3 separate regions of the Homo sapiens genome follow, and all the other regions are linked to region 1. Evidence: read pairs that join two places in POLR2A ChIA-PET (ENCODE). Cell type or tissue: OCI-LY7. All regions are shown on one strand. Links, peaks and the distances in the headings refer to the core of each region. The heading gives the core; the rest is flanking DNA.

Region 1 (10,604 bases), core at 831-8,830:
ACACCATTCTCTGATTCCTTATGGCCCATAGGATAAAGCTCAACATCTAGACTTGGCTTACAAAAGCCTGTCCATGTGTCTTCTGCCTGTGTCTTTGGCCTCTTTTCTTGCCACTCACCTCCTTTTACTCTCCATTTACCCACATTCAATTCCATTTTCTCAAGTATGCACTACTCTCTATTGGTGCTGAGTCACTGCAAAAACTAAGACATTCCTTCTGCTGGGAATCCTCTTCCCACTGTCCCCACCTGCCACTCTGCCCCCATCTTTAGCTATCTCCCTTTTCCTTCAAGTCCCTGATTCCAAACATTTCCTTTTACAGCATCTTCTCTGATTTCCAGAGTCTGGTTCAGTGCCCCTTCTATGTGCTCCCAAAGGTCTTCTTCCTCTTTTTTAAAATTAATTTTTAATTTTTGTGGGTACATAATAGGTATATGGATTTATGGGGTACATGAGATACTTTGATACAGGCGTGTTAATATGTAATAATTGTATCAGGGTAAATGGAGTATCCATCACCTCAAGCATTTATTCTTTGTGTTACAGACAATCCAATTTTGCTATTTTAGTTATTTTTAAATGTACAATTATTTTTTACTATAGTCACCAGGTTGTGCTAGCAAATACTAGGTCTTATTCATTCTTTCTATTTTTTGTACGCATTAACCATCCTCACTTCTCCCCCATATCCCCACTACCCTTCCCAGACTCTGGTAACCATGCTTCTACTATTTCCATGAGTTCAGCTGTTTTAATTTTTAGCTCCCACAAATAAGTGAGAACATGCAAACTTTGTCTTTCTGTGCCTGGCTTACTTCACTTAACATAATGACCTCCAGTTCCATCCATGTTGTTGCAAATGAAAGGAGCTCATTCTTTTTTTATGGCAGATTAGTACTCCATTGTGTATGGGGACCACATTTTCTTTATCCATTAATCTGTTGGTGGACATGTAGGTTGTTTCCAATCTTGGATATCGTGAACAGTGCTGCAGTAAACATGGGAGTGCAGATATCCCTTCAATATACTGATTTCCTTTATTTTGGGTATATACCCAGCAGTGGGATTACTGGATCATCTGGTTGTTCTATTTTTAGTTTTTTGAGGAACTTCCAAATTGTTCTCCAAAGATCTTTCCTTCTGCTATAGCACTTACACCATATTGTAATTGCTTATTTACCTTCTGCAAGACTGCAGCATTGTAAGAGTAAGGACCATGTCTATTTTATTCATCTTTGTATTTCCAGAGCCTCTCAGCTCAATATATTTTTACTGAATAAATGAACCCAAAGTAGGTATTCAGTTTTTAATACATGCTTCACTTTCCTAGTGGATAAACATGTCTGGGTAGTCAGGCAATTAAGAAATATTCTATATAACAACCACTCTCATGGTGACTGAAAAGAAAGAATTCCCCTCTAGACATCTTTAATGATTTTTTAAAAAATCACTAATTTTACCAGAGCATTGTAAATTGTGATACTCAAGCAGAAAAAAAAGATCAAATTAAAATCAGCTCTTGCTTTCCAATTTAAGTTGTCAACAGGCCTCTGTGTTTGAGGTTTCCCCAGGAGTCCCACAGGACAAGGAGAGAGAAAAAGGCTTATCACAACTGTCAGTCTAGACTCTTCCTACTTTACTTCTCCACTCAAGAGTGGAGTTCCTCTCCTATCCAGTGATCTTAAGGTTGCTAGAAAATTAAAAATAGTTCTTCAACACATGAAGGATGAAGGCTCCAGTTCTAATCTGCTCAAATATTCAATGAATATTTAACTGCAGGCTGACTGTATGCAAGACATCTTATTTCTCATAATCTCCTCAGGTCTCCTGTAAGTATTTTATTCTCTTGGACAGACCTCCGTTTAAGAGAGGGAGACCCTTACTCTATTGACAAGCCCCCCTAGCCTTTAAGAAGCAGAATAACAGCTGATAGTTTAACTTCCAATCATACAGGTACCAATCATGCTACTAATTTAAAATACCAAAAAAGAGATTTTGGTAATGGCTAATGGAAAGCTGTCATGGGTCAATATATAATTAAATTCCAATACAAATACCAAAAAAAAAAAAAGAATTTTGGTATCTTAAATTATCAGATAATTTTGCTCTGAGCTGTTTTTCTAATCAGATTGATTGTGATGTATTGCATTATTCACACTCTTTTATCTATTCATTCCAGTATATATTAGCCCCAATATATATGTGCAAGATTGCTGGTCATAGGATAGTTTTTCTTCAGGAGAAAATAATTGGTCAACAAAGGGGATCAAAATTTAGATTTATTAACATAATAACTAACTCAAACCCCACTTCAAAAAGAACTGATGATCTGGCATTCCATTAAAAACCCAGCATTATCTTCTTGGCACCCATATTAGTTTGCTTAGACACAACACCAGAAAACAAAAAGCAAATGTTGGCATTTCAGAAATGCTGTGTTAGCTGGAAATGAACCATGCAAACAGAAGCACATAAAGAACCTTAAGAGTCAATGTGTTTTTTCCAGCCAGGAAAATAGTGTCACTACATAAGATTCCCTTTTGTTTAATTATACCTAGTTCTCTAAATAAAGCCTTTTATCACCTTTCCACATAAAGGGAAACTTTAAAGAAACAAAGTGACAAAATAGATGTTTTTGAAATATTTTCACTCAGTGAGGTATGAGCTTCTTGTTGCAAACCCTCTCTAGTAGATGCTGGGTCCTGTGGTTACAGATGTACTTACAAGCCAAGGATATCTGGAAATCCAGGTTAATCAGCAGTCCAAAATGTCAGTCATAACAAACAACAATAATGACAAAGGTCAAATTAATGTAATATTCTCAGAGTAAAAGTGTGTATTTCTCCTTGTTATGTCAATTATTTTGCTCATGTTGCTCCTATTTTGTAGGACATTTCATTGGTCAGCAGGCTTAACTCATCGTAATGAGGGAATGAATGAAAAGGTGAAGATCAACTTTCTATTTTAATTCCCATTATGACAAAACATTTTTGCAGATCAAAAAGATGTTTGAACTAGTGTCACAGATCAACACAGAATTACATTCCAATGCAAGCTAATAGGAACAAATTCCTTGGAATTTGTTGTTAGAGAATTTGATATGTTGGGTCATTGCTCTGTACTCTGTCCTCCAAACTATATATCCTTTCAAAAGTGTTTCAGCTACAGATAATTTGGATTATCCTTTCCATTAGCCATTGAATGATTAAAAAGCTCCTTAGACTGAGGATAACTTTAAAATACATTTAAGATGCTCCAGCTGGGTACAGTGGCTCACGCCTGTAATCCCAGCACTTTGGGAGGCCGAGTTGGGTGGATCACCTGAGGTCAGGAGTTTGAGACCAGCCTGACCAACATGGAGAAGCCCTGTCTCTACTAAAAATACAAAATTAGCCTGGCATGGTGGCACATGCATGTAATCCCAGCTACTTGGGAGGCTGAGGCAGGAGAATTGTTTGAACCCGGGAGACAGAGATTGTGGTGAGCTGAGATTGCGCCACTGCACTCCAGCCCGGGCAACCAGAGCAAAACTTCATCTCAAAAAAAAAAAAAAAAGCTCCGATTTTGTTTTATTTCAAAGAGCCCACTGAGCTCCCAAAATGAAGAGGCTGTAAATTTGTTAGTCTGAGACCATCTACTGTTGCAAGTCTAATTCCATACATAGGGCCACCACCAAAGACCCAAGGAACTAAAATAGGGTAGAAGAAGTATTAATTCATTGATGCCAAAGGGTTGAATTACTTTGTTCCCATAGAATGGTAGGTAATGAGATTCATGACCACAGAGCCAAGGAGTTAAAAATAAAAGTATGTTACAAAATGATAGGAAATGCTGGCTTCAGTACAACTGAGTCCTCTCCGAAGGGCAAACTGCTTATCTTGATATTTTCTAACTCCCCTCACTCAGTCCCTAGTTTATTTACAGTGAATAACTGCCCATTGTTACCTACTTTGATAAAGGAACATTTAAGGACTGGTATCTGAGGCCAGACTGGATTAAGGCTTGGACCCATGCCTTGTCTGAAGAATTCCTTGTATTTGTGAAATTCCACCCAGACAACATTTTCAATGGTCCTTTTGTATTTAAAGAGGAATTAAAACACTTTGGTAAATAAATACGGCTATATTTGAAATCAGTAGCAATAATGAAACCATAAAAGCAGCTGCAAAGAAACTCTTGATTGTTAACTCTCAAACTTTAAAAGTCCTATAGCATATACCAAAGCAGAATAACATTCTTTTAATGCTTCTCTGCAAAAGGTTACATCCCAAGAGTCATATCTTTGACTTTAATTTCATCATAACAAGTATCACTTCACAGTTGTATTACCTTTGCAACAAGATACCAACTTTGCATAGTATACTTGATTCAGGGATTCCTGTCACAGTTGAGTTCTTTGAATAAAATCAATGAAAAATAGAATCAACATTTGCATTCATGCAGTATGACTAATATAGAAATGACACTAAGAAACATGTTAGAATTTACACACTCAAGTGAACACTGTTTCTTTCAACCTAGTCACCTTGAGAAGCTATACTTATTCCAGAATTTGGAGGATTTCTTTGGTGGGTGTGTTTATGAGAGAGGAGAGGGAGACAGAGAAAAAGAGGGAGATGGGAGTTGGGGAGAGAGACCAATCTCCAAAAAACTGCTTGTTCTCTCTTCCCCAACCCCTGTGCAAAACAACTTGGGAAGACTCGCAGTAGGGGATTCCTCCCACTACCCCTCCGCAGCTGCCACCTGAGCCCATACTACTTTGGGAGCTCCTGGCTGTAGATAGCAGACAGCCTGTGTGAACCGTTCATTCTCTTGTCCCTATACACCTGGTCCAATTCAACTCCTGCCCCTCACGATTCCAGATTTTGACAACTTTGTTTTTTGTTTTGAGACAGTCTTGCTCTGTCGCCCAGGCTGGAGTGCAGTGGTGTGATCTCGGCTCACTGCAACCTCCGCCACGCAGGTTCAAGTGATTCTCCTGCCTCAGCCTCCCAAGTAGCTGGAATTACAGGTGCCCACCACCATGCCTCACTAATTTTCCTATTTTTTTAAGTTGAGACGGGGTTTCACCATGTTGGCCAGGCTGGTCTTGAACTCCTGACCTCAGGTGACCCTCCCCCCGTCTCGGCCTCCCAAAGTGCTAGGATTACAGGCGTGAGGCACTGCGCCAGGCCCCAAATTTAGACAACTTTATGGTCGCTATGGTTCAGGTTACTATTGTTCAACTACTTTGTGAATTGAGAAAGATTTTTTTGAATTGCTTGATAGTATAGTGATTTTAACATTTTAATAAAACATTACCATCTCCATTTCAAATAACTAATTTCCCAAAGGTCATTTGACAAGCCAATTGAAAGTGAACAGTATCTGAATACATTGCATTCCTGCAGAGGTATGCTAGGCAAAATAACTGTCCTAACTCCATAACAAATAGTAGAGTAAAATAAGAGCCTTGTCATTGAATGAGCACTCATATTAGCTGAATGATTTATAATGATTTATATAGCATACCAAAGGACTGTAAGTGAGTCTACTGGACAACTCTCGATTCTCTTTCCCTGCTTTTGTCTTTCATTTCCAAACTAAGCAGCCTTTTAGTTAAATGAAATCTGAAGCAGATCATTCCTTACATTTGGGAATCATTGTTTACATGACAACAAGAGTTGATAGTTTTACTCTGCAGACACTTATAATTTAAAAACAAAAACTTAAAATGCAATGTTCTTACCTCTGCTTCAACAAACAAAACGTGGAAATATAACTGAGTCTTGGAGGATAGACATAGGCATGGAAGTTCTAATACCAGATCTGTCAATCAGTAATCAGTTCATCCTGGCCTTCATTTCCTCATCTGTAACTTGATGTCCAAGATCCTCTCTAGTTTATATTTTATTATTTTTATTAATAGTTATACAGTAATACGATATAACTTCAGGAAATCTTAATTTTCCCTTTAAATATTGGCTGCTTGTTGTGCCTTTCCTCATTAAAATAGGTTCTTAAAAATTTGAATGTCTGGATGACATCCTTTTTGGCTGTCATTGATATTTCTTCTCTTTCCTCCAGGGCAATCCTTTTGTTCTATTCTGGCACCATCGATTTTCTTCTTGTTGCCTTGTCAACTTTCCAGTTAGTGCCACTTTTTGTAGTATCTTCACCTTTTCCCTTCCTATTTTTCAGCCAATGAAAGCATATTTTCTGATCAAATAATAGCTTGTATGTAACCTTTATTCTTCTGACTATTTTTATTAATGCTTCTACTCAGTATTAAGTAGCTTAAAGGTCCAGAGTTCTCAGTTTTGTTCAATCATCCAAGAAATAGTTTTCGAATATCTGTCATGTGCCAGAAATCATACTTATTTACCAACTCGCAAAAGAATTCCTTCAATGTGTTCCATCATTAAAATGGGGAAGCAACAAAATGTGGCGATTATGTACACACAAATTGGGTGAGACTTCCAAAGTTCAAATTCCAAGTCCCCCAGTTAAAAGACATGTGAATCTCGGGCAAGTTACATTGCTATGGCTGGTTTCCATTGTAAAATGAATCTAACAGTTGGTTCCTCACAGGGATGCTTTGATTTTTAAAATAATATCAGTAATATTCCTAGTAGGGTACATTTAGAATAGTGCTTGACACATAGCATACACGCACATGTTAGCTGTGAGGAATGCTTGTACGCTGTGGCTTAATATTCACACACATAGCCGAGTTGACAATTTAATGTCAACCTAAATAACCCAACATTCCTGTTCCATCATCTAACACAATGCATGGACATGGTATTTTATGGCGATTATTAGGAAAACTCGATCTTTTTTTTTTTTTTTTTTTTTTTTTTTTGAGACGGAGTCTTGCTCTGTCGCCCAGGCTGGAGTGCAGTGGCGTGATCTCGGCTCACTGCAAGCTCCGCCTCCCGGGTTCACGCCATTCTCCTGCCTCAGCCTCCCAAGTAGCTGGGACTACAGGCGCCCGCCACTACGCCCGGCTAACTTTGTGTATTTTTCGTAGAGACGGGGTTTCACCGTGGTCTTGATCTCCTGACCTCGTGATCCGCCTGCCTCGGCCTCCCAAAGTGCTGGGATTACAGGCGTGAGCCACCGCGCCCGGCCTGGAAAACTCGATCTTATTACTTTTTTTTGTTGATAATTATCAAATACAGGCCTATTTCCTTCAGGGAAACTGGACATTAAAATCTGAACTTATAGGTTTAAGAATTCTGTTTTCCATAAGCACTCAAATATTTTTTCAAAAACTTTAAAAGCAAAGCACAACTTGTGCTCTGCCACTGCCAAAAAGGATTTGAAGCAGCAAAATATTAAGATTCAGGAAAACTGAAGACTCTTTTTTGTTTTTTTTTTTAAAGGCAAGAGCCAAGGAAAAAGGTGTATATGGCGAGGAGGAAGAAAAACTTTATCAGAATGCTTTCGCTAAATGAAGCGATTATAGTTGAAAACAAAACTTCATTTCCTTAGAGGGAAGCCAAAGCAAAGAGAGAACCATGAGACGTGTCCCAACTCTCTATTTCAATGAAAGGAAATTCACCATTCATCAGGAGGGATACTTTTTTGTTTGTTTCTAAGCTAGCGTGGGGTATACAGAGAACACTGATCATAATGGTTGAGAACTTTGATAGTAGTTATAAGTGGAGTTGTCCTTCCTTTGGCAAATGTCGTCTGACAGGTGCCTCAGTCTAACACTCAGGACGGAGTTCCTGATTCCTCCACCAGTGAGCCTCATCCCCTAAACAGTTCTTCCTATAATCTCTACTTCAACAAATGGCAGTTCCATCCTTCCAGTTGCTGAGGCTGATTGAGTGGAGTCATCCTTGATCCCTCTTCTTTCAAACCCTGTAGCTGATCTGCTAGCAAATGCTGTCAGGTCTGCCTTTAAAACACATTCAGAATCTGATCACTTTTCAAACCACCTCCACTGCCACCACCTTATCCAAACCATGATTTATCTCCAGGATTACTGCAATGTTCTCCCTGATCCCACCTTCAGTGTATTCAGATCCTATTAAATATGTCACATCAAGTCACTCACCTGCTCAAAACCCTCCAATGTCCCAATCTCATTCAGAATTAAAGCCATAAATCCCAGGGGGCTCTCCATAATCTATTGTCATCCCCATCTGTCACTTAAATTCTGTCGTTTTACTTCTTTGACCTTACCTGCTACTCTTCCTTGATTCATACCACTTGGCATCACACGCCTCTTTGCTATTGTAGAAATATCCCAGACATGCTTCTATTTCAGGGCCCTTGCAAGGGCCTTGTAGAGCTCTCTGCCTAAATGCCCCTCTAAGTGGCCACTCCCTTCTCTCTTCAGCTCTTTTAGAGCTTTATTCAAATACCACCTTCCCAGTGGGGCTTTCCCTAGCCTTCCTGTTTGATATTGCAAACACTTCTCCTCCTGCCCCAGCATATGACATTTTGCATCTGCATCTCCTCTTTCTACTTTATTTGCCCCCTCAGCACAGTTCACTATCATATTGTATATATACATATATTTACTTTTTCTTGCTTATTTCTATCTTGTACACTAGAATACAAACACGATGAAGGCAGGGATTTTTTTTTTCCTGCTATATCACCCGGTTTAGGACAGGGCTTGGCACACAGTGGGTATACAAAAATCTGTTTTAAGAAAGCAGAGGCCGGGCGTGGTGGCTCACGCTTGTAAATCCAGCACTTTAGGAGGCCGAGGTGGGTGGATCACTTGGGTCCAGGAGTTCGAGACCAGCCTAGCCAACATGGCAAAACCCCGTCTCTACTAAAAATACAAAAATTAGCCAGGTGTGGTGGCCGGCACCTGTAATCCTAGCTACTTGGGGAGGCTGAGGCAGGGAGAATTGCTTGAAGCCGGGAGGCAGAGGTTGCAGTGAGCCGAGATCACACCACTACCCTCCAGCCTGGGCGACAGAATGAAACTCCGTCTCAAAAAAAAAAAAAAAAAAAAAAGTAGATAAAATTTGAGGATAAAACATTAAAGAATACTTATATAAGAGTAATTCTGAAAGTGGGGGTGACAGACAGAATAACAGAGTTCAGTGATGCAGAGTTTTGCTGTTCTGATTTGCTATAGGGCAGTGCTTAGAGAAAACAGAGAAGGGAATGGAACATAGGTTTATTAACCAGTGGTCTCTAAAGTGTGGTAGCACAGCAGGGTGTGGTGGCTCAACACCTGTAATCCAAGCACTTTGGGAGGCTGAGGCAGGAGGATTGCTTAAGAGCAGGAGTTTGAGACCAGCCTGGGAAATCTAGTCAGACGGCGTCTCTACTGAAAATGAAAAAAATTAGCCAGGAATGGTGGTGTGTATCTGTAGTCCCAGCTACTCAGGAGGTAGAGGTGGAAGAATTGCTTGAGCCTGGGAGGTTGAGGCTGTGGTGAGCTGTGATTGCACCACTGCAGTCCAGCCTCGGCAACAGAGCAAGACCCTGTCTTAAACAAAAAAAGAAGTGGTAGCACAAGATGATCCATTGCAACGAAGGGCCAAAGTGTTAGAGTTATGTTGAGCTTATAACCTTAGAGACATAATAAGTGGACTTTCACCAGTGCCCTCAGTCTGGGTCAGACGGGAAGAGTGAAGTGGGACACTCAAATGTTAGAAGTAATTAATCCTAGCACTTTGGGAGGCCAAAGTGGGCGGATCACAAGGTCAGGAGATCGAGAGCATCCTGACCAACATGGTGAAACCCTGTCTCTACTAAAAATACAAAAACTAGCTGGGCATGGTGGCGGGCGCTTGTTATCCCAGCTACTTGGGAGGCTGAGGCAGGAGAATGGCGTGAACCCGGAAGGTGGAGCTTGCAGTGAGCCGAGATCACGCCACTGCACTCCAGCCTGGCGACAGAGTGAGACTCCGTCTCAAAAAAAAAAAAAAAAAGAAGAAGTAATTACATACTTACATTATTATTTATTCCTACCCTGCTTTACATGTACTAGAAGACTTTTACATGAGGGAAGTAAGCAAAGAAGGTTGCAAGAGGATAACCTAGTAAAAGAACTCTGATGTCTGAATGGCTTCCCTTCATGTCTTGCTTCATTACCCTAACATTTTAGATAAAGGGAAATTTAATTCCTTGAACAAATTAAGTAGCATTTAAATATAAAGATTACTTTGATAAAAGAGTTAAGCCATAAAGATTATCTTTCTTGAGAATGCATTTAGAAGACCTAAATACAACTTTTTCTCCTCCTTGGCCAGAATACTGACATTCCCTTAATACAACTAAGTAAAAGTGTTCTATTAGGCCATGACAAAATAACAGTTCTGCTTGAACAGCAAACACCCAACTGATCATTTAAATTGCCTGAATTTTTAAAACTTGAATTTGATAGAAAATGAGCCAGGTTTTTCCCTGTTAGAAGAGATTGTTTTTACCTGTTAGAAGAAAATGCAGGCAACTTTGGGAAGGACGTGCAACTTTTATGGTTACGAAGCCACTATTTAAATAGTCTAACATGCAACTTACAGGTGCCAACTCCCTAGCAAGGCTTAACTTAGAAAAGGCCTCAATTATTCAACCACTAACAAAGTTCCTTTATTAGTAAGAGATGCTTTTAAAAAAGAACCAGATACTTTAAAGTGTTACATTAA
Region 2 (10,604 bases), core at 894-8,893, 210 kb after region 1:
AAATCTTCCAGAGCCTCAGTTTCCTCATTTGTCAAAAGAAGAGGTTGTTACTAGATAATCTCGACAGCCTTTTTCTGTCCTAAAAATTGCATGGGTCTGTAAAGTCTGAACTGCCCAATATTTTTTTATATCTTAAACATTTTAATATGTCTCTTCCAAATGAAGGTGTCTGGCCAGGCATGGTGGTGTATGCCTGTAGTGCCAGCTGCTGGGGAGGTTGAGGTGGGAGGATTGCTTGAACCCAGGAGGTTGAGGCTGCAGTGAGCCATGTTCATGCCACTGCACTCCAGCCTGGGAGACAGAACGAGATCCTGTCTCAAAAAAAAAAGTAAAATGAAGTAAAATAAAGGTATCAACCTGAGGAAGGTACATTTAAATTTTTTCAGTCGATATTGCCCCACCACCCATAACCCCCTAAGGGAATCTGTACCCCATTCACAATCCATCCTGAAGAAGTGGGTCTTGATAACCATATTTGTACCAGATAACCTTGCTCTCCTGGCCACAGCTGATTGAACTGAGGGTAGACATCTGACCGAAGCTGGGCCAATCAGAATCTCTTGAAAATCTGAACTGCAAAGCACTTAGCCTTGTGATTCTAGAGGAGCTGACCCTAGAATAATCTCAGAGGTAGACATGTGACACAGTCCTTGTCAATTGATGGACTCCACTTTTCTGGTTTCAGTGATTGGTTCAACTGTAGTCTCATGATCAAAACTGGGCCAACCAGAGTCCCCTAGATTGTAGCCAGAACTACTGGGGAAAATGGTTTCTCTTCCTCTGGGATTATAAATTGAGAGGAGGAGCAATGTAAATCTGTAGCTGCTGGCTGCCATGTTGCCATCAGGCAATATCAATAAAAGCAGGGTGAGAATGATGGAGAGAGAGATGCACATGCACAGAGAGATGGCTCATATTATTTAATGATGAAATATTCAGTTGTGGCTACAGCTACGTACCTTCAGACTTTTCAATTATGTGATTGAATTATTTTATTATTTTTATTTTATTTTTTGAGACAGGGTCTCACTCTGTAGCCCAGACTGGAGTGCAGTGGTGTGATCTCAGCTCACTGCAACCTCTGCCTCCCAAGCTCAAGCTATTGTCCTGCCTCAGCCTCCCGAGTAGCTGGGATTACAGGCATGCACCACCACGCCTGGCTAATTTTTGTATTTTTAGTAGAGATAGGGTTTCACCATGTTGGCCAGGCTGGTCTTGAACTCCTGACCTCAAATGATCCACCCGCCTCAGCCTCCCAAATTGCTGGGATTACAGGCGTGAGCCACCGAGCCCAGCCTGAATTATTTTATTTGTGCTGATGCTAGTTTGGTTTGAGTATGTATCAACTCAGAGAGTCTTGACTCTGTATCCCGGGGAGTCTTGACTAATCCAGTCCTTAGGAATTGAAGCTAGAGCTGGGGCCATGGCAAGCCAGAGCCTTGCACAAGCCCAAGTTTTGGGAGAGCCAAAGCAAGAGTCTTGCAGAGAAAGTCAGCTGAAGAGAAGATGGGGAAGAAAAGCAGAGTAAAGAAAAGACAAGAAATATCATGGTTTCAGAGTGTGGGTAAGAGAGAGAGGGAGAAAGAGGGAGAAACAATGCTCTTTCTTTTTTTGTTGTTATTTTTGTTGTTGTTTATTTATTTACTTTCTTTTTTTTTTTCTTTTTCTTTTCTTTTTTTGAGATGGAATCCTGCTCTGTTGCCCAGGCTGGCATGATCTCGGCTCATTGCAACCTCTGCCTCCCAAGTTCAAGCGATTCGCCTGCGTCAGCCTCCCGAGTCGCCTGGAGTACAGCTGTGGGCCACCACGCCTGGCTAATTTTTGTATTTTTAGTAGAGACGGGCTTTCGCCAGGTTGGCCAGGCTTGTCTCGAAATCCTGACCTCAAGTGATCTGCCCACCTTGGCCTCCCAAAGTACTGGGATTAAAGGCATAAGCCACCATGCCCGGCCTATTTACTTATGTTTTATCAATAAGTAATAGATGTATATATTTTCAGGGTACATAACACCTCTACTTTTAAACTGGTTCCTATGAGATTCCCACCTCTTTCCTTATAATTCCCACTTTTATTTGAGTTCTTTTTAGTGCATGTCTTCAACCAAGACGAGTAGGAAATCAAAGCTTCAGAGATGACCACAATGCTGTAAAGCCCAGAGGAAAACCCAAAGAATGCTATGAAAACTAAGTGTGGAAGAAATCCCACAGCACCTGCAGCAGGTTTTACTCCACCTCATTGATGGACTATTTAAATTACTTAATTTTAGCTGGGCATGGTGGCAGGTCTCTGTAGTCCCAGCTACATGGGAGGCTGAGGCAGGAGGATGGCTTGAACCCAGAAGTTAGAGGCTGCAGTGAGCCATGATTGCCCCACTGCACTCTAGCCTGAGCAACAGAGCAAGACCCTGTCTCTAAAAAATAAAAATAAGAAAACTACTTGATTTTCAGGAAGATACTTCCAGTTCAAGAATTTCAGGGAGAAGCAAACAAGTTCTGGTGAGGAGATGCTGCATGCCTGGGCCTCTGTATAGCACTCTCAATTACAGCTGACCTGCAGAGAGCTTTGATAGTCTGAGGTTACAAGTAAAATTAATGACCATGGTGAGAAAGTTACTCAGCACTAAAGGCTCTCAGTCCTCACAACCTCTTATAGATGATGTGCCTTTAGATGATTCTTATGCTGTGCAATCATTCTTCATTTCATGTAGCCACCCATCTACCCACTGATTCTACAAAAATTTATTTAGCACCTACTGAGTAACAGGCATTAGAGAGGCCAAGACAGATGAGACACTCCCTGTCCTCAAAGGGCAGTAAGCACTTCTCATTCACAGAACGTTTACAGCTTGTAATTGTATGCATTTGTGGGATTTGTTTTTGTTTAATCTCTCTCTCCCATTATATCAATTTCATAAGGACAGGATTCATGGGTTTGTTGTTGTTGTTGTTGACTCTTGTATCCTAGAACCTGGTAGGGTTCCTGGCACACAATAGGCACTTAATACGTATTTGGTGAACAAATTATTAATGAAGGGCTTTGAGTCTGTTCAAGGTGTTATTGTTTTTCTTCTTTTTTCTTTCTGTTTTTACTCATGTTACAGCCTACCCCCAAAAAAGATATCTTCATAGGACCATCAGACAATAATACATTTGGAAATGTATGTGGCTTATGTCTTCCAGAATGGTCCACAGTATGTGGCAACTGCAGGCTCTGTAACAGATGCCTGAGCTACTAGAACTCGGTAACCAAGGATCCTCCCTGTGGTGTAGATCCTCGGTGTCTAGGGACCCTCCTTTCCTGGTAGCTCTTAGATTAAAGCTGCTCAGGAGAGAGAGTACAGAAAATGCAGCTGATTCATTGGCCTCGAGGAAACAGAGCATGGAAAGCAGACGAGGATGTGAGAAATGACCATCTCAACACCAGCAGGAGGAGGTAGACAAACAGGACAAGGGACTGCATGCATAGCTGTGTGGGATTGCCTTGCACAAGGGCACCCAGCCAAGGGGGCAAGTAGGGGCTGAAATCTAGCCAGGCTCTGCTTCTAAGCCATGAACCCTGGCAAGAGATTCTGTCAAAGGTGGCCTAAGGACCAGAGGTGGCCCAGTGAGAAGTCCCCAGGTTCTTAAGAAGACTGACAAAGTAATGAGGGAGAGTGTGGAGAGCACCTGCACTTCGCATTCAATCAGAAAGCTGTGGGTTGGGGTTTTGCCCAGTGTGATGGCCTCACTCTGTGAACTGTGATTACCGCTTCACACCCCTACACCTCTAAGCCCTGCTCCCACACATTCAGTTCTCAGAGTGACAAAGGGTGACTCCTAGCAAAAGCAGGAAAGATTTGTAAGAGGACATCTAAGATCAAAGCTGTCAGCAAGAGGCAAAGAGCCACTCTGCTACCCTGAAGATGGAGGATGAAGCAGCAGGTAACTGGGCTGTTAGGCTGCCTGCCCAGCTCTCTGTATGGGCTGACAGCGTATAGCTTCCTTTGCCCAAATGTGGATAGCCTGTATTGACACTGGAGAGAACTCATGCACACAGCCTAACAGAAAAACAATTTAGTACCAGATAGCTTTAAAAAAAAAAATCATCCACATCCTTCCCTATTCTGCTCTTCATGGTACATGGAGACTCCAGGGCTATTTCTAGCTCAAGATGCAGGGGTGCTGATGAGCAGTGGGATTTCTGCAGCTGATCGCTGATAGGATAGAGCTGTTGCCACCCCAGAGAGGTGCTAGGGACAGGCAGCTTAACTGCACATGGCCAGCACATGGCAGGTGGGCGGGAGGACGTCTGGCTGGTTCAGGGGGAGGTGCGGGGGATGGAACAGCTCTGAAACAGCATTTTGGAAGCAGTAAGCTGAAGATAGTGTGGCTCTGTGTGTCTCCAACACCACCTTTCTTCCACAGCTCTAGGCTTAAAGGGGAACAAAGAAAGAAAAAGGGAACATCTTAGGGATATCAGTGCACCTCCTGCACTTGCCTCTCTTGCTTCAAATCTGGAATGCCATTTCAGCAGCCAAGATGCAGATGCAGTTCTTTTTTTTTTTTTTAATTGAGAATGTGACTAACAGAATGAATAGTCTTAAGGAGAGTGGTCAAATTGTAACGAAACCCATCAAAACATCATAGGGAGGAAGGGGAGGGGAAAGATTGGCTTCAACAGTAAAATTGTATAGGCTTTAAGATCAGGTGAATTTGAGTTCTATTCCCACCTCTTTCATTATCAGCAATGTGACCTTGGGCGGCTGCTTAATCTCTCTGTGCCTATTTCCTTCATTTGTAAAGCGGGGATAATCCTAGGGGTGGCATGAGTGAAATGCATTTTTATTTTGGGGGGTGGGGGGCTGCCCCTGCATGGTCATGCCTCTGTCCGTGGTTCTGAATGCTCGCTTCTTTTGAGCTGGTCAGTCATTTCAAAACCCAGGATACTGCTGATTCTTGTTCAACCTCTCCTATGAGAGTATTTGTTGTTTTTCTTTGTTTTTATATTTTATCTTAATGGAGCGCTTCAGTTTTTACACACTCGAAGAATAAGTAGCAACGTGACTTATGTTACATTACTTACATAACAAAATCTGCTCACTGCCTTGTTTCCAACAGTTTAAAACATTTTTGCCTTCTAGGATGTGGGGTGTCAGACACTGCTCCCCCGCAAAGCTAAGTCTAAAGCAATAGTAATACATACTTCAGTGGTTTTTGTAAGAATTAAGCATGTAAATACTTCAGCTCCATGGCTGGCATATAAATACTAAGACAAAAAGTGGCTATTGTGGCAGGTGTGTGTTTGCAAACACCAAATTTGGACACAAAAGTTGCTCAAAATTACTTTCTAAATCAAATTACATCTCACCCTGAGCCTCTGCTTTCTACAGATTACTAGTTATTGGGGCAGGAATATTCCCATCAAGTTATGAGAAGGTCTTAGGGATGTTATACAGAACAAAATTTTCCAGACAAGGCTCCCTAGTCTTCAGTCCACACTGGTTACCCAGTGATGTGCTCATTGTCCCAGCACTCAGAGAAAAGCTGCTCTGATGCTTCTATTTCTTGCTTAGGTTCATTGTTTGCAGTGGTTGATAGCCCCAGGTCCTGGCATCAAGCTCCCACATCTCTCCTGGCCCCCAGCCCTCTGGTTTACCACCTAGCTATTCACCTCTGAGACTGAGACATCTGCAAAGAAACAGCTACCCTACTACTTGAGAACCCATGAGTCTCCTGGAGCCCAAGCCACCATTCTCTTCCTGGGTTCAAGGACTGTTTCCTTTTCCTTGGAAGAGAGAGGGAGGAGGCGAAGACAGCATCAGCCTGTACTCCTCCAAACGTAGAGTAATCTCCCCTCAATTGGGTCATTTCCCTTATTAATTCACCCTTTTACTTATTTACTTTATTATTATTGAACAGTATATGTCGTCTTATCACAGGAATTTAGGACCCCCTTTGTTATGTTTTTATTTTGAGAGTCATGAATGCCCTTGGAATCCCATTCAGTCTGACAACCAAATGAAGATCTAAACTCATACAGCAGAAGAGCTCAGGTCCATTGAGAAACAGAGCTTCATCTTCTAATTATTTGGTTTAATTTATTGGTGTACACTCCCTTTAAGACATCACAGTGCTTGACTTCACTGTTATTTTGTGTGAAATAGCCTCTGCTTACCCTTCTCTGTTAAAGAATTTTCCTAACTCATCCGTGAGCTATTTCACCTGACTGCACTGTGAACTGAGGAGAGAGTGTGGATCTGTAGGAGTTTGATTCTCTCAAGAAAGGAAATATGTTTGCCTGGAGTTTCTCTAAAGAAGGAAGGCAGCAACGCAACCCTGTGGCCTATGTGTAAATCATCTGACTTTCTCACCAATGTGGTTAAATCTTCTGATTTCTTACTCAGCAAGAGCTTGCTGAAAACTGACATTGTAGTTGCTGACTGGGATTGCAGCTCAACAAATTATTTCTAAAAGGTGTGCAGTTGTTGAAAAAAAAAAAGGGTCAATCAAGGTCAGTATAATGGGCATTTGTCTGATAGCCTTAGGCGTTAATGGGCATTTTTGTTTACTTCAAGGAGGAAAAAGAGATGAGGGGATAAAGATCTGTGATCTATAATGTAACTTGAAACATTTCGGCTATTGGCTAATGTCATAGGTGTTTCTTAATTTTTCCATCCATGAAGAAAATGACTGATAAAATTTATGCAAACTTAGCAGTCAGCCATTAATTGGTTTATTTCGGCTGTTTTTAAATGTCTCTTGAAAGTCGTTAGAGTGTTAATACATTCAAGAGGTAGCTGTGTCCCATATTGACAATCTAAATATGTAAGCAAGCCCAAAAAGAGGAGAAGGATGGAAGTTACCTAGGCAGGACATGGTCATCTATAGGGAAGAAAGTCATAATATCTTTTCTATCACAAACTTTCTGAAGCTCTGGTTAATCTGTGAAACTGGGTTAGCTGTTCTACAGAAAGTTAGGAAGGTCTTTGGTTAAAGATAAGAGACACATGAGTGGAAGCTCTTCACTCACTCTAAACATTTAAGAACTTCTGGCTAAAATATAATCAAAATGTTTTACATACATAACTAAGCATGAAGTCAAGTAAAGGAAATTGCCATTTTCAAAAGCAAAAAGATAACTTTCAAAGTCAGAGGTGAATAAGAATTGCACTGTGCGTATGGTAAGATCTAAATTCACATTGTCTATAGAATGTGGACACCCAAGTTGTGACACTAATGTTAAAAATTTGTCTCAACCTTGATGTAAAAAGAAATTATGTAACTTTACTAAAAGATAGGTAAAAAAGACCCCAAAGTGAAAAAAAAGGTCATGTTCAAGGATAAAAAGACCCAATATCATGAAGATCAATTTGTCCCAAGTTTATCTATCATTTCAATCAGAATCTCAATAGAAATATTTTATGGATATTATGCAGACAAATCCTAGCTGCTTATAAAATGTATATGGAAGGGCAAAGAACAAGAAAGAGGAAAGAGAATCTTGAAGGAGGAGGGAAGGGACTTGCCATAGCAGATATCAAGAACTTACTATAAAGCCCCAGCAGTTAAGCCAAAGGGGAGGGGAGGATGTATGAGAAATAAACAGAGAGACCAATGCAATGGAAAAGAGCTTAGACATAAACTCACCATATAAGAAAAAATTCATTCATAACAGAGCAGCCATTATACATCAGTAAGGAAAGGAATGGAGTGCTCAAAAATGGGGCTGGGACAATAATCACCCCTCCCTAAAAAAAGGAAAGAAAAATTGGATTTCTACCTCATACTATATACACAAATCAATTCTACATAGATTAAATGAAAGTTTAAAAATGACAAAACTTTAAAATGTTATTAAAAATATAGACTATTTGCATGACTCGAGTAAGAAAAATTATAATAAGTAACAAAATGCTCAAAAAACCAGTATAAAATATTCATACATTAGAATACATGAAATTTTAAACTTTTGTTCATTATAACATGTAATTACGAGAGTAAAAAAATAAACTGAGAGAAGATATTTGAAACAAACATAACATCAAGGATTAGTATTTCAAATATATAAAATATCTCTCTGAATTAACATGAAAAAGACAACACAGTAGAAAGAAGGGCAAAAAGTCATGAATGTAATTTAATAGGAAGAAACAAAAATGGCTAATAAACACATACAGAGAGCATTAGCACTGGAGTCATTAAGGCCATTGCAAATACTCCAGTTCTCCTTTCTCTGCTTACATGGTAGGATTGCACTTCACTGAGTAGACATGTGACTTGCTTTGACCAGTGACATGTGAATGGAAGCTTGATACTCTAAGCAGTTGCTGCCACTCAACTCTCCTCTTTTATTGACTGACGATGGGACAAAATTCTATACTCACCGAATGGTACAGCAAGTGGTGATGTTCCAGACACTGGAGGCTCGACCTGTCAGCCTCCATCCCTGAGTGAAAAGACACAGAACTGAGCCATCAACCAATTAATGATGAAATAATGATGAGTAAGAAGCATACTTTTGCTGTTGGAAATTACTATTATTGGAAGGTTGTTTCCATAGTAACCTAGATCAATAGCTCTCCGAAGTTTAGAATCATCTGGAGAACTTTAAAAACAAAAACCCCAATGCCAAGGTTGAATTCCAGATCAATTAATCCCTGGGAACAAGACTCATCAGTAATTTTTTAGTCTCCCCAGCTGGTTCTGATGTGCAGCCAAGGTTGAGAATCAAGGACCTGACCAGCCTGAATGAAGGAGGCTATAAAAAGGCAACATTCAGACAACAAATAAAAGCTCTTGAAAATTTAAGGCATAGTAGCAGAAATAAAAAACTCAGTAGAGGGGCTGGAAGATAAAGTTGATGAAAGTTTCCAAAGAGTAGAATAAGAAGACGAAGAGTTTTAAAAGGGAAGAGAGAAAAATAAAAAATTTAGAAGACCAGTCCAGGAAATCCTAAATCTGAGAAAGAAAAAGTAAAAGAGAGTTCGAGAAAGAGAGAAGAGAGAAATAGGGGGAGGACTAAATAGTCAAAGAAATCATGTAAAATGATTCCTCTAAACTGAAGGACATGAGGTAACAGACTGAAAGGGCCCACTGAGTGCCCAGGAAGAGAGATGAAACTAGACTCAGTGAATGGAGACACAAAGATCTAACAAGCTTCCAGGGAGAGTGGGAAAAATTCACATATGAAGGATAAGAAATCAGAATCTGTTTAGCTACAGACAGTGGAACAATGCCTCCATAATTGTGGAACAAAATTAACATATCCAACTTTGTATTCTCCTCCCAGCAAAATTATCAATCAAGTATGAAGGTAAAATAAAGATGTTTTTATACATACATGGTCTCAAAAATTTTTCTTTTAAGAACTCTTTCTCAAAAAACTATGGACATCACAGTGACTACAGTTAATAACAAAGTATTGTATATTTAAAAATTGCTAAAAGAGTAGATTTTAAGTGTTCTCACCACAAAAAAGGTAAGTATGTGAGGTAATGCATATGTTATATAGCTTGACTTAGCCATTCTACAATGTATACCCATGTGGAACATTTGTATACATTTATGGTGTACAACACAGAACATTTGTATACAACATGGAACATTTGGAACATTTGTATACATTTATGGTGTACATGATGTTTTGATATGACACGTGACATCAAAACATCATGTTGTACACCTTAAATGTATACAAATTTTACTTGTCAGTTAAAAAAATAAACTTAAAAGTGAAGCTACTGGAGGTTAGGATCCAGCAAAACAAGGGCATAAATGAAGAGAAAGGACAATGAAGGATTCAACTCCAGAGACAAGGGGAGGCATTCCCAGTGTAAGGATGAAGGGAGAATCCAGGGGAAGGCTGGTTAGAAGGCCCCAGGCAAGTCCTCTGGGAAGGTGAAGGTTGATGGAATATGTGATGTGTCTGAACATCCTGAGAGAAGATTTAAACAACTGTCAGAGGGTTCAGATTAAATTAACCTTAGAGTCGTAAAAAACTAAACAATTGTGATAGACAATTGTGAAAAACAACTTTTTAAAAATGTTATCTTGTAATTGACAAATAATAATTGTATATATTTATGAGATACAATGTGATGTTTTAGTACATGTATAAATTGTGGAATGATAAAATCAGGCTAATTAGCATATCCATCACCTCAAATATTTTTCATTTCTTTGTGGCATGAACATTCAGAATTCTCTCTTCTAGCTAATTTTGAAATACCGTCTGTGTTACTTAACTACAATGATACATTCTGAGAAATGCATCTTTAGGCAATTGCATTGTTGTGCAGACATCATAGAGTGACCTACACAAATTTAGACGGTATAGCCTACCACATACCTGGACTATTGGGATAGCCTATTGCTCCCAGGCTACAAACTTGTACAGCATGTTGCTGTACTGAATACTGTAGGCAATTGTAGCAAGATGGTAAGTGCTTGTGTCTCTAAACGTATCTAAACATAGAAAAGATACAGTGAAAATATGGTATTATAATCTTATGGGACCATGGCGGTACATGTAGTCTATCATTGACCAAAACATCATTATGCAACACATGACTGTATACAATATATTATACATTATTGTTGACTGGTCATCATTGCTGTGCAATAGGA
Region 3 (10,604 bases), core at 865-8,864, 83 kb before region 1:
CAGATAACAATTAACACTGCTTGTATAAATAGGCAAAAAGAAAACTAATAAAACTCTGCACTTTAACTATGTCCCCCCACTTTATAGCTTTTTGTTGTTTCTATTTATATTTTACTATCCTTATGTCTTGAAAAAATTATAGTTATAATTTTTTATTGGCCCCTTTTAATTTCTCTAATTAAGGCTAGTTTACACACCAGTTATCATGTTATAATATTCTATGATTTTCTGTGTACTTATATTGCCAGTTAGTTTTACATCTTCAGATGGTATCTTTTTGCTTATTAATCTTTTTCTTTTTTATTGAAGTACATACCCTTTAGCTTTTTTTAAGACAGAGTCTCACTCTGTCACCCAGGCTGGAGTGCGGTGGCACCATCTTGGCTCACTGCAACCTCCACCTCCCAGGTTCAAGTGATTCTCCTGCCTCAGCCTCCTGAGTAGCTGGGATTACAGGCATGGACTATCTATCATGCCTGGCTAATTTTTGTTTTTCAGTAGAGACAAGGTTTCATCATGTTAGCCAGGCTAGTCTTCAACTCCTGACCTCAGCTGATCCACCCACCTCAGCCTCCCAAAGTGCCAGGATTACCGGTGTGAGCCACTGCACCTGGCCAGCTCTTTAGCATTTCTTGTAGGACAGGTCTGGAGCTGATGAAATCCCTTGGCTTTTGTTTGTCTGGGAAAGTCTTTATTTCTCTTTCATGTTTGAAGGATATTTTCATTGGATATAGTATTCTAAGGTAAAAGGTTTTTTCCTTCGGCATTTGAAACATGTCATGCCACTCTCTTGGCCTGTAAGGTTTCTACTGAAAAGTCTACTGCCAGCCATATTGGAGCTCCATTGTATGTTGTTTCTTTTCTCTTGCTCCTTTTAGTATCCTTGCTTTATCCTTGTCTTTGGGAATTTTATTATTAAATGTCTCGAGTTAGTCCTCTCTGGGTGAAATTTGCTTAGTGTCCTATAACCTTCTTGTACTTGGATATTAATATCTTTCTCTAGGTTTGAGAAGTTCTCTGTTATTATTCCTTCGAATAAACTTTTTACCCCTATCTCTTTCTCTACCTCCTCTTTACAGACAATAACTCTTAGATTTGCCCCTTCAAGGCTACTTTCTAAATCCCGTAGGTGTGCTTATTTTTATTCTTTTTTCTTTTGTCTTCTCTGATTGTGTATTTTCAAAAAGCCTGTCTTCAAGCTCACTAACTCTTTCTTCTGCTTGATCAACTGCCGTTTTTTGTTTTGAGATGGAGTCTCGCCCTGTCACCCAGACTAGAGTGCAATGGCACGATCTCGTCTCACTGCAACCTCTGCCTCCCAGGTTCAAGCAATTCTCCTGCCTCAGCCTCCTAAGTGGCTCAGATTACAGGGATGTGCCACCTTGCCCGGCTAATTTTTTGTATCTTTAGTAGAGGCAGGGTTTCACCATGTTGGCCGGGCTGGTCTCGAACTCCTGACCTCATGATCCACCCTCCTCAGCCTCCCAAACTGATGGGATTACAGACATAAGCCACCACACCCGGCCGATCAACTGCTTTTAAGCCATTATGATGCATTCTTCAGTATGTCAATTGCATTTTTCAACTCCAGAATATCTGTTTAATTATTTTTAATTATTTCAATCTGTTAAATTTATCTGATAGGATTCTGAATTCCATCTCTGTGTTATCTTGAATTTCTCTGAGTTTTCTCAACACAGCTGTTTTGATTTCTGTTTGAAAGGTCACATAACTCTGTTTCTCCAGAATTAGTCCCTGGTGCCTTATTTAGTTCATCTGGAGAGGTCATATTTTCCTGGATGATGTAGATGGGTGTAGATGTTCTTCAGTGTCTGGACATTGAAGTTATTTATTGTAGTCTTCACTGTCTGGACTTATCTGTACCTGTCCTTCCTGGGAAGGCTTTCCAGATACTCTAATGGATTTGGGTGTTGTGATTTAAGCTGTATCTGCTTTAGGGGGCACCCCAAGCCCAGTAATGCTGTGGTTCTTGCAGACTTGTAGAGGTACCACCTTGGTAGTCTTGAATAAAATCTGGAAGAATTCTCTGGATTACCAAGCAGAGATTCTTGTTCTCTTCCCTTACTTTCTCCCAAACAAATGAAGTCTCTTTCTGCTGAGCTGCATGGGGCTTGCAGCAGGGCAACACAAGCACCCTGTGGTCAACACTGGCACTGCACTGGGTCAGACCTGAAGCCAGCACAGCACTGAGTCTCACCCAAGGCCCACCGTAACCACTACCTGGCTACCGCCTATGTTTGTTCAAGGACCTAGGGCTCTACCATCGGCAGGTGGCAAAGCCAGCCCAGCTTCTGTCCTTCTCTTCAAGACAGCAAGTGCCCCCAAGTCCTCATGTAAGTCCAGAAGTTATCTCCAGGAGCTAGGAATCAGTCAAAAACCTTAGAAGTCTACCTGGTGTTCTATTATACTGCAGCTGAGCTGGCCCTCAAATCATGAGACACGGTCATTCCCACTTCTCTCTCCCCTTTCCACAGGCAGAGGAGCCTCACCCTGTGGCCACCACCACCAAAGGCCCATAGGGAGTACTGCCAGGCTACTGTCAATGTTCACAAGATACAAGGGCTCTTCAGTCAGCTTGTGGTGAAGGCTGCCAGGCCTGGGACTCACCCTTCAGTAAGCTCCCCTCTGGTCCAGGGCAGGTCCAGAAATGCTGTCCAAGAGCCAAGGCCTGGAATCAGGGACCCCAAGAGCCCACTCGGTGTTTGAACCCACTATGGCCAAGGTGATACCTAAGATACAAGACAAAGTCCCCTTTATTTTTCCATCTGCTTTTCTCAAGCAGAGTCTCTCACTGTAGCCACTACAGCTGGGAATGTGCTGGGTCTCACCTGAAGCCAGCATGTCTGAGTCTCAGCCAAGGCCCATGGCGTACTACGTGGTTATCACTGCTAGTTATTCAGGGCCCAAGGGCCCTTTAGTCAGCACAGGATGGATCCTGCCAGGACTGGGTCCCTCCCTTCAAGGCAACAGGTTCCCTTCTAGCCCAGGCGTGTGTCTAGAAATGTTATCCAGGAGCTAGGGCTTAGAATGGGGGCCTGACCAGTACCCTATCCTACTGTGGTTGAGCTGATATCCAAGATGTAAGACAAAAGTCCTCTTTACTCTTCCTTCTCCTCTCCCCAAGCAGAAGGTAGGGATATCTTTTAGAGCTGTGAGCTGGGCTGCCTGGGCTTGGAGAAGGGGTGGCACAAGCACTCCCTTAGGTGTTCCAATTGATGTCTTAGTAAGTCATGTGCCCCTAATTCCACTGGTGCCGAGCCCAGTTCAGCACTAGGACTTGCAGTCCTTTTGGCTTACACTGCCTTTTATTTAGGACCCCGGCACACCTCAGCCCACAGTGGCAAGGCTTGCCAGAACTCAAGTTCCAACCACTGTGATGGGTAATTCCCCTCTGGCTAGGGCTGGTCTGAATGCTCCCTCCATGTGTGGGCATCAGCTGAGTTCACCCTGGTTTTGCTTTTTGCTGTTATAGTGCATTCAATGAGAAGTCTCACAATTGCTGCACTCCTCCTATCCCAAGCATACAAATTTCTCCACACCACATAGTCGCTGCATGGGGGATGGGGGAGAGGTGGTGTCAGCAATTCAAGACTGTCTTTCCTATCCTGTTCAGTGCTTCTTTGGGCAATATGAAGTTAAAATCAGGTTCTGTGAGTGCTCACCTGATTTTTGTTTCTTATGAAAGTGCTTTTGGTGTGTAGTTGTTAAATTTGGTGTTCCTATGGAGGGGGACATCCAGTGGAGCCTTCTAGTCCACCATCTTGCTCTGTACCCCCAAATCTAAAATAAATACATTTTGACATGAAGTGTTAAGCCACAGACATGTGGAAAATGTATTTATGTTAAACATCCATTGCTTAATGTCAGATAAATTAGATATTCATTCTGACAATACTATGTTGATATCTTGATTTATTCTATTTACCATGCTGTTTTTACAGAAAAAAAATCCTAAGTGCCATTTTAGAAACCTAGAAATATGCAGGGAGATGGCAGAAAAATATTTCTAGATTCTTCTAAGTTATTTCTGTATCTGAGGAGAAAAACACATGGTTTACTCTTTAAAGATTTTGACTTGGAAAACATATGCACATTCTCTTTTTTCCTATACCACTCTTAATTCTTATAACAAGAGGGAAGATCTCTAGTAAAAGGGGATTACATAAAACTAGTGGACTGCCTATAAAGATGAGTCCCAGTTTCCAAACATTTGACTCTTCACTGCCTTCACCATCCACAGCTTATTATTAAAAAGATCTCCCTACAGTAAGAACCAAACTTTGTACTGATCATCACATAATTATAAAAGTACAATCACTGGTAAGAAAACATGGATTTATTCATAAGATGTAGATGTACAGACAAATACAACAAATGTACATGGCATCTGAATCACAAAATTTCAGCAAAGAAATAATCTTTCATTGAAAGGCTAAAGAACAAAAATGATGAGAAACCTTAAGAAGGTTTCAGGATAAGCAATGATAGTTTGTCTACTCAGAAAAAAAATCAGTTCGAAAAAACAAACAAGCAAACAAAATACACAAAATACAGGAAAACGGAAAGCTCTAAGCACTAAACACAGGGAACTACTGATTTCTGATAGTTCAAGTTAACTACCATCTAGAAACAAATTTGGCATTTTAACAATTGTAATGAGAATCTATAAATAGCTCTACCTTTTTCACATGGTAATCTCCTTATAATTGTATGAATACTATGTTCAAATATTATTCTCTCTTGAAGCTTTCTTTGGTTTCTCACACTTAGTCACTCTATGTATTTCAATTTTTGCATCAATCATACTGAGGTTTTGCTTTTCATACAGTTCTTCCCTATCAGGCTTTGCATTTCTTGATGTTTCTGTTTTTCTGTGTATTCTATTTGCTTATCACAGTTCCTGTCATACATATAATAAAAATTTTATAGATGAATGAAATGGATGGTATGTAGAACATATCAGAACAGACAGACAAAACAGACAGACAGCTGCCAATAATACTTAAGTAATAACAGAATGGGTCTGGGCTAATAAGGAAAAGAAAAAACAATCATCCATTCCAAAAAAAAAGGATTTCCAAGGATGAGTAAATAGAGATTTGATTTTCTTTCTTATAGCTCAAAATATCTTTTTATGTTCAGTTAAAAACTTCTTTTGAAAGGCACTAGAAGCATTGCCTCCCCCAACCCCAACCACCAGCCAGAACCCCACCAAGCAATGAACACACGTGGTGCCCAGACTTCTGTTTCTAAATACCACTTCCAACTAAAAGAACCAGGACTCTTTGAAAGAATATGTAACTCCAGACATGGAATACAGAAAGAATAAGTCTACCCTGAGCACTCTTGTGTCAGAAAGCAAGATATGCTCAAAGACCAGCAGGACCTATCAAGAGGACAAAGGACCAAGTTAAAAGGGGGTTCCCACTGGCCACATTTGGGACAACTTGAGCATATTTTTTTAAAAGTAATAGAGTATAACATATGGAATAAGTAAAAATTAATGGATACATAGAGATACTTAAGGGAGAAAAAAAAAGATAAGGAAAGGGGGTGGGGAAAGAAAATCTCTACTGAAGAATGCCAGTAATAAATATAAAAGGAATAACCAAATTAGAAAATCACCAATTTGCAACCCCCAATGTAAAAGCTAATTCAGGCAAAAATCACCAAAGTATGCTAAGGCCATTAGGTGAAAAGTTGTTAAAAACATTATATTCTCATGGCGCCTAAGTATTACCTCACAGATTACTTAGCAACACAAAGGGGAAAATGTATCTTTAAAATGGAGACCTGGCTGTCACCACCTTACATAAGTCATTAAAGTTAACATTACTGATAACAGGAGGACAACCTGATATTATGTAATTCATGAAATGACAAAATAGGAAATAAACATCATTACCTATGAAATAGTCTCTTCAAAAATGTTTAATCCAATCCAATCCAATCCAATCTCTAGATCAGGAGTTAAGCTTTATTGTCCTGTGGATTTCTTTTACAGTCTGGCGAAGTTTATGGATACCTTCTTAGAATAATGTTTTTAAATGCATAAAACACACAACACTACAATGGACAATTATACTGAACTACAGCTACAATAATAACTGTTTAAATTATAACATAGTATTATTTCTTCTTTTTGAGACAGGCTCTCACTGTCACCCAGGCTGGAGTGCAGTGACATAATCACAGCTCACTGCAATCTCAACCTCCTGGGTGCAAGCGATCCTCCCACCTCAGCCTCCTGAGTAGCTGGGACCACAGGTGCACACTACCACACCTGGCTAATTTTTGTATTTTTGTAGAGACGAGGTCTCACTATGTTGTCCAGGCTGGTCCTGAACTCCTGGGCTCAGGCAGTCCTCCCACATCAGCCTCCCAGAGTGCTGGTATTACAGGCATGAGCTACCATGCCCAGTCTACTATTGCTTCTTTTTTTTTTTTTTTTTTTTTTTTTTTTTTTTGAGACGGAGTCCCGCTCTTTAGCCCAGGCCAGATTGCAGTGGCACAATCTCGGCTCACTGCAAGCTCCGCCTCCCAGGTTCACGCCATTCTCCTGCCTCAGCCTCCCGAGTAGCTGGGACTACAGGTGCCCGCCACCGCGCCCGGCTAATTTTTTGTATTTTTAGTAGAGACGGGGTTTCACCGTGTTAGCCAAGATGGTCTCGATCTCCTGACCTTGTGATCCGCCCGCCTCGGCCTCCCAAAGTGCTGGGATTACAGGCGTGAGCCACCGCGCCCAGCCTACTATTGCTTCTTAATACGAATCTAGTAACTACCTTATAGGCAATAAATGAGCATAAATTAAATCTTAAGATATCTGTAGCAATTGAATGTGATATGAGAATACCTGAGATTTCTATTGGTGACAAAGCTACAGGTACTGTAAATGTACTGTCCATACTGTATCCATGAAGCGTTTCTTATATTCCTAATTAAAGGAAATGCTAAAATCCAGTTAGGGCAGAGTTTTTCAACTTTGACACTACTGACATTTTGAAAGGGATAATTCTGTTATCAGGGACTATCTTGTACCCACCCAGCTGTGACAATCAAAAATGTCCTAGGGTTGGGGAAGGAGAAGACAAACTCACCCCGGTTGAGAACCACTGAGTTAGGGAATAAGTTAAAATAAAGATGTAATTTTTTCCCCATCTAAAGTTCACAGATTCCCTGAATTCTACAGACCCTACAAGAGTCTGTGAACTCAAGGTTCAGCACCCTTGCTCTAGACCTACCTTTGAGTTTACAGTAAATAGAAGGAAGTAGGATAGTAAGGTTTAAACCACCATATATGAGGAAACAATGAGACAAATTAAGAGTATGAGATAGTCTATTAAGAAAATGGCTTGGATACTCAGTCATTTTAAAAAGGTGGGAAACTACTCTAGACTAAAATAAATTATGTGATTATTTACCTGCTTGTTTCCTATCTCTCCCACTATACTGTAAACTTACTTACTTATATTTGTTTCATTCACTTTCCTATACCACACCCAATACAAAGTCTAAGCATTCAATAAACTGCATGACTATTCAATGAACGAATGAGCAAATGAATGAATATCACAGAAAGTGTGTAAGACACACAAGCCACTAACACAATACCTCAAAAGGTTCACATACATTTCAAATAATCTAAAAATATAAATCCAAAATATATTTCCTTGTTTGTATTAACATTACTTGACTTTCTGAAATTTGATTCTAGATCTCCACCTTCCTTGTAAAACGATATACTAGTTAAGAGTATTGGCCATACAATCAGTTAGATCACTGTCATTTATTAGTTGTGTGACAACTGTCTTACCTTCCTAAGTCTGTTTCCTAATTTGTAAAATGGGACAGCAGCAGTATCTTCCTCATAGGAATGTCATAAGATTTAAATGAAATAACTTATGTGAGTTCATAGCATAATACTTGGTACATAGTAGACATTCAATAAATAATTGCAACAACTATTATTATAAACTTTTTTTTTTTGAGACAGTCTCACTGTCAGCAGGCTAGAGTGCAGTGGTGCAATCGCGGCTTCACTGCAACCTCCGCCTCCCAGTTTCAAGCCATTCTCCTGCCTCAGCCTCCTGAGTATCTGGGACTACAGGCGCATGCCACCACGCCCAGCTAATTTCTGTAATTTTAGTAGAGACAGGGTTTCGCCATATTGGTCAGGCTAGTCTTGAACTCCTGACCTCAGGTGATCCACCCGCCTTGGCCTCCCAAAGTGCTGGGATTACAGGCGTGAGCCACCACGCCCGGCAAACATCTTACTTTTTAAATGGTCAGCAAACATTAACATTTCAACTGTGCCATGCAAAATTTTAAAATAAATGCAAACTTTAGGATCCTGAGCCTCCTCTTCTGGCGTCCTTTTCTTTGCTTGAGCATTCCTAATCCTGGAGAGAGAGGTGGTGGGTAGGAGAAAGTAGAGGGAAAACAGCAATAACAAACTAAACCAATATGGGCAGACATAACTTACTTTCAGAAAAGTCACCAAAGCATAGAAAAATGATCCTCATTGCCTTGCCACTAAAGGGGGTAAAAAGAATATTGGAAAGTGATAATGAAGCTAGAAAATATGGTGGCCTAGAACATAAGCAACTTTGATGACAAAATTGTGCCCGTGGGAGAGAAGACAGACGAGGAGGTGGTAGGGGAGTGACTGGAAATAATGGTTTGGAAGACATCTGAGCATAGGTCAAAGTTAAGTCCATGGAAGTAGAGTAGACGAGATAAAAATTACAATTTTTGAGTTGGACAAGACTTTAAAAGAATATCTGGCTTGACTTTCTACTTCATATATAAATCCTTTCTACAAGGTGTCTTTTTGCCTCTACTTGAAAACTTCAATAATGAAGAATTAACTACTTTAAAAGCAGAGTACTACTGTAAAACAACCATAATTACTTTGGAGAAAAAATATTCTTGTAGTGAACAGAATCCTGCTTCCCTGAATTTTCCATTACTGCTTCTAGTTCAATTACATTACAGGAATGAATTAGTAGATAACTACAGATAGTCACAGGAAAGTGATATTACAAATGGAGAAAGTGCCGAAGAAGAGAGCTAATGAAAGCTCTGAAGAAGGGGTAGGGCAAATATGTTTAGAGGAAAAGACAAAGGCAATCAGAAATACCATCCTTACACAGGGAAGATGTGTCAGGAAGTAAAGTGCGAACAGTAAGTAGCATCAACATGCTGCAAAGAGATCAAGGAGATTACTAACTTTAGAAAGGATACTGGATTAAGAACAGTTTCAGGACAGTGGTTAGGGAAGAAGCAATCCCACTGAGGTTAAGAGGTAAGTGATGAAGTAATAAAGGCAACAATATCAACATCTCTTTGGTGGTAAAAGGAAAAAAAAAAAAAGAACAAGAGTTGAGCAAGAATCTTTTAGGCTATCGGAGACCTGACCATATTTGTAGGCAAACAGCAAGAAGCCAATTGAAGGGTGAGATTAAAGAGGAACAAGAGGCCGGGCGCAGTGGCTCATGTCTGTAATTCCAGCACTTTGGGAGGACGAGGTGGTTAGATCACCTGAGGTCAGGAGTTCAAGATCAGCCTAGCCAACGTGGTGAAACCCCATCTCTACAAAAAATACGAAAAATTAGCCGGGCATGGTGGCATGCACCTGTAATCCCAGCTACTCAGAAGGTTGAGGCACAAGAATCGCTTGGACCTGGGAGGCAGAGGTTGCAATGAGCCAAGATCATGCCATTGAACTCCAGCCTGGGTGACAGAGCGCGACTCCGTCTCAAAAAAAAAAAAAAGGAACAAGTAAGTGGTGGAGAAAGGAGATGGTCAGAGTTACATACACACAGGAATGGGGCGAGAGGGGATGGGAAAAGGAGAGGCAAAGTGAGAAAGAAAGAATATCAAGCCCAGGGACTAAAAGGCACCTCAGGTTTATGTCACACCTTGAGAAAGACAGGACTTTGTCAGTCAACAGTGAGAAAATAAGCAGGCTGACCTAGAAAAGTTGCCTCACACCCTACTCCTGTGCCCAATGTGTGAGTGGGAGGAGGAGTGGAAATCAGCTGGGACTGCAGGCTCTGAAGGTTCTGTGAAGCGCTAGATCAAGAGCATGTAAAAATACGCTATCAATGAAAGAAGGAAGGATGACAGGGAAGAATGAAATGGAAAGACAAGAAGAATTGCATCATCACTAATATCTGACTATACAGTCAAATACAGTGAACACTATACAGTTCATAATAGCTTACTTTCAGATGTTTTTGTTCATCTTCAAAATAACCTAGTAAGAAAAATATTTCTGAATGAATCAATGAATCAACGATCTCCATTATATGAATGAAGAAACAAGTTCTAGAGTAACTTGATTTCAGACCATTCAGTGAGTTAACTGTGAAGAGGGAATCTGAATTCAGATTTTCTGATTCTAAGTTTCATGCCTCTGTCTCTGCACCAATAAAAAAATTTTAAATTATGTCACTACTCCTTCCCACCCATTTCAGGCTCCTGGTGCTTTCCTCTTCTGTCTTTGTCTCCTTATCAGATCAATGACTGAATCAATAATTATTTACTCTCATAACTGTTACTTATGTTCATCTTCTATTGAA

Evidence for each region. Peaks named below come from ENCODE experiments on the same cell type or tissue, not always from the same donor. Only the 100,000 strongest peaks of a DNase experiment are listed, where the experiment ranks them.
Region 2: POLR2A ChIA-PET joins it to region 1 with 21 read pairs; 3 of 35 experiments call an interaction of 5 or more read pairs at or near these places.
Region 3: POLR2A ChIA-PET joins it to region 1 with 17 read pairs; 2 of 35 experiments call an interaction of 5 or more read pairs at or near these places.

Annotation. Positions count from the first base shown.
Region 1 is chr2:64,082,129-64,092,732 of GRCh38, forward strand. It overlaps PELI1 (pellino E3 ubiquitin protein ligase 1), which reads right to left. Exons shown (of 7, transcript NM_020651.4): 7 at 10,524-10,604. Among named protein-coding and RNA genes, the nearest start is that of PELI1, 57 kb to the right of the region's middle. RefSeq lists an enhancer at 4,616-4,805. In OCI-LY7, for the core only: no CTCF peak of the experiment used is centred there; DNase peaks (open chromatin) are centred at 4,443, 4,793, 7,783, 8,373 and 1 weaker place; H3K4me3 peaks cover 5,865 bases; H3K27ac peaks cover 7,595 bases.
Region 2 is chr2:64,292,049-64,302,652 of GRCh38, forward strand. No RefSeq gene overlaps it. Among named protein-coding and RNA genes, the nearest start is that of MIR4433A, 43 kb to the right of the region's middle. In OCI-LY7, for the core only: no CTCF peak of the experiment used is centred there; no DNase peak of the experiment used is centred there.
Region 3 is chr2:63,998,634-64,009,237 of GRCh38, forward strand. The region is part of intron 1 of VPS54 (VPS54 subunit of GARP complex); the gene reads right to left. Among named protein-coding and RNA genes, the nearest start is that of VPS54, 15 kb to the right of the region's middle. In OCI-LY7, for the core only: CTCF peaks have their summits at 1,958 and 2,160; no DNase peak of the experiment used is centred there.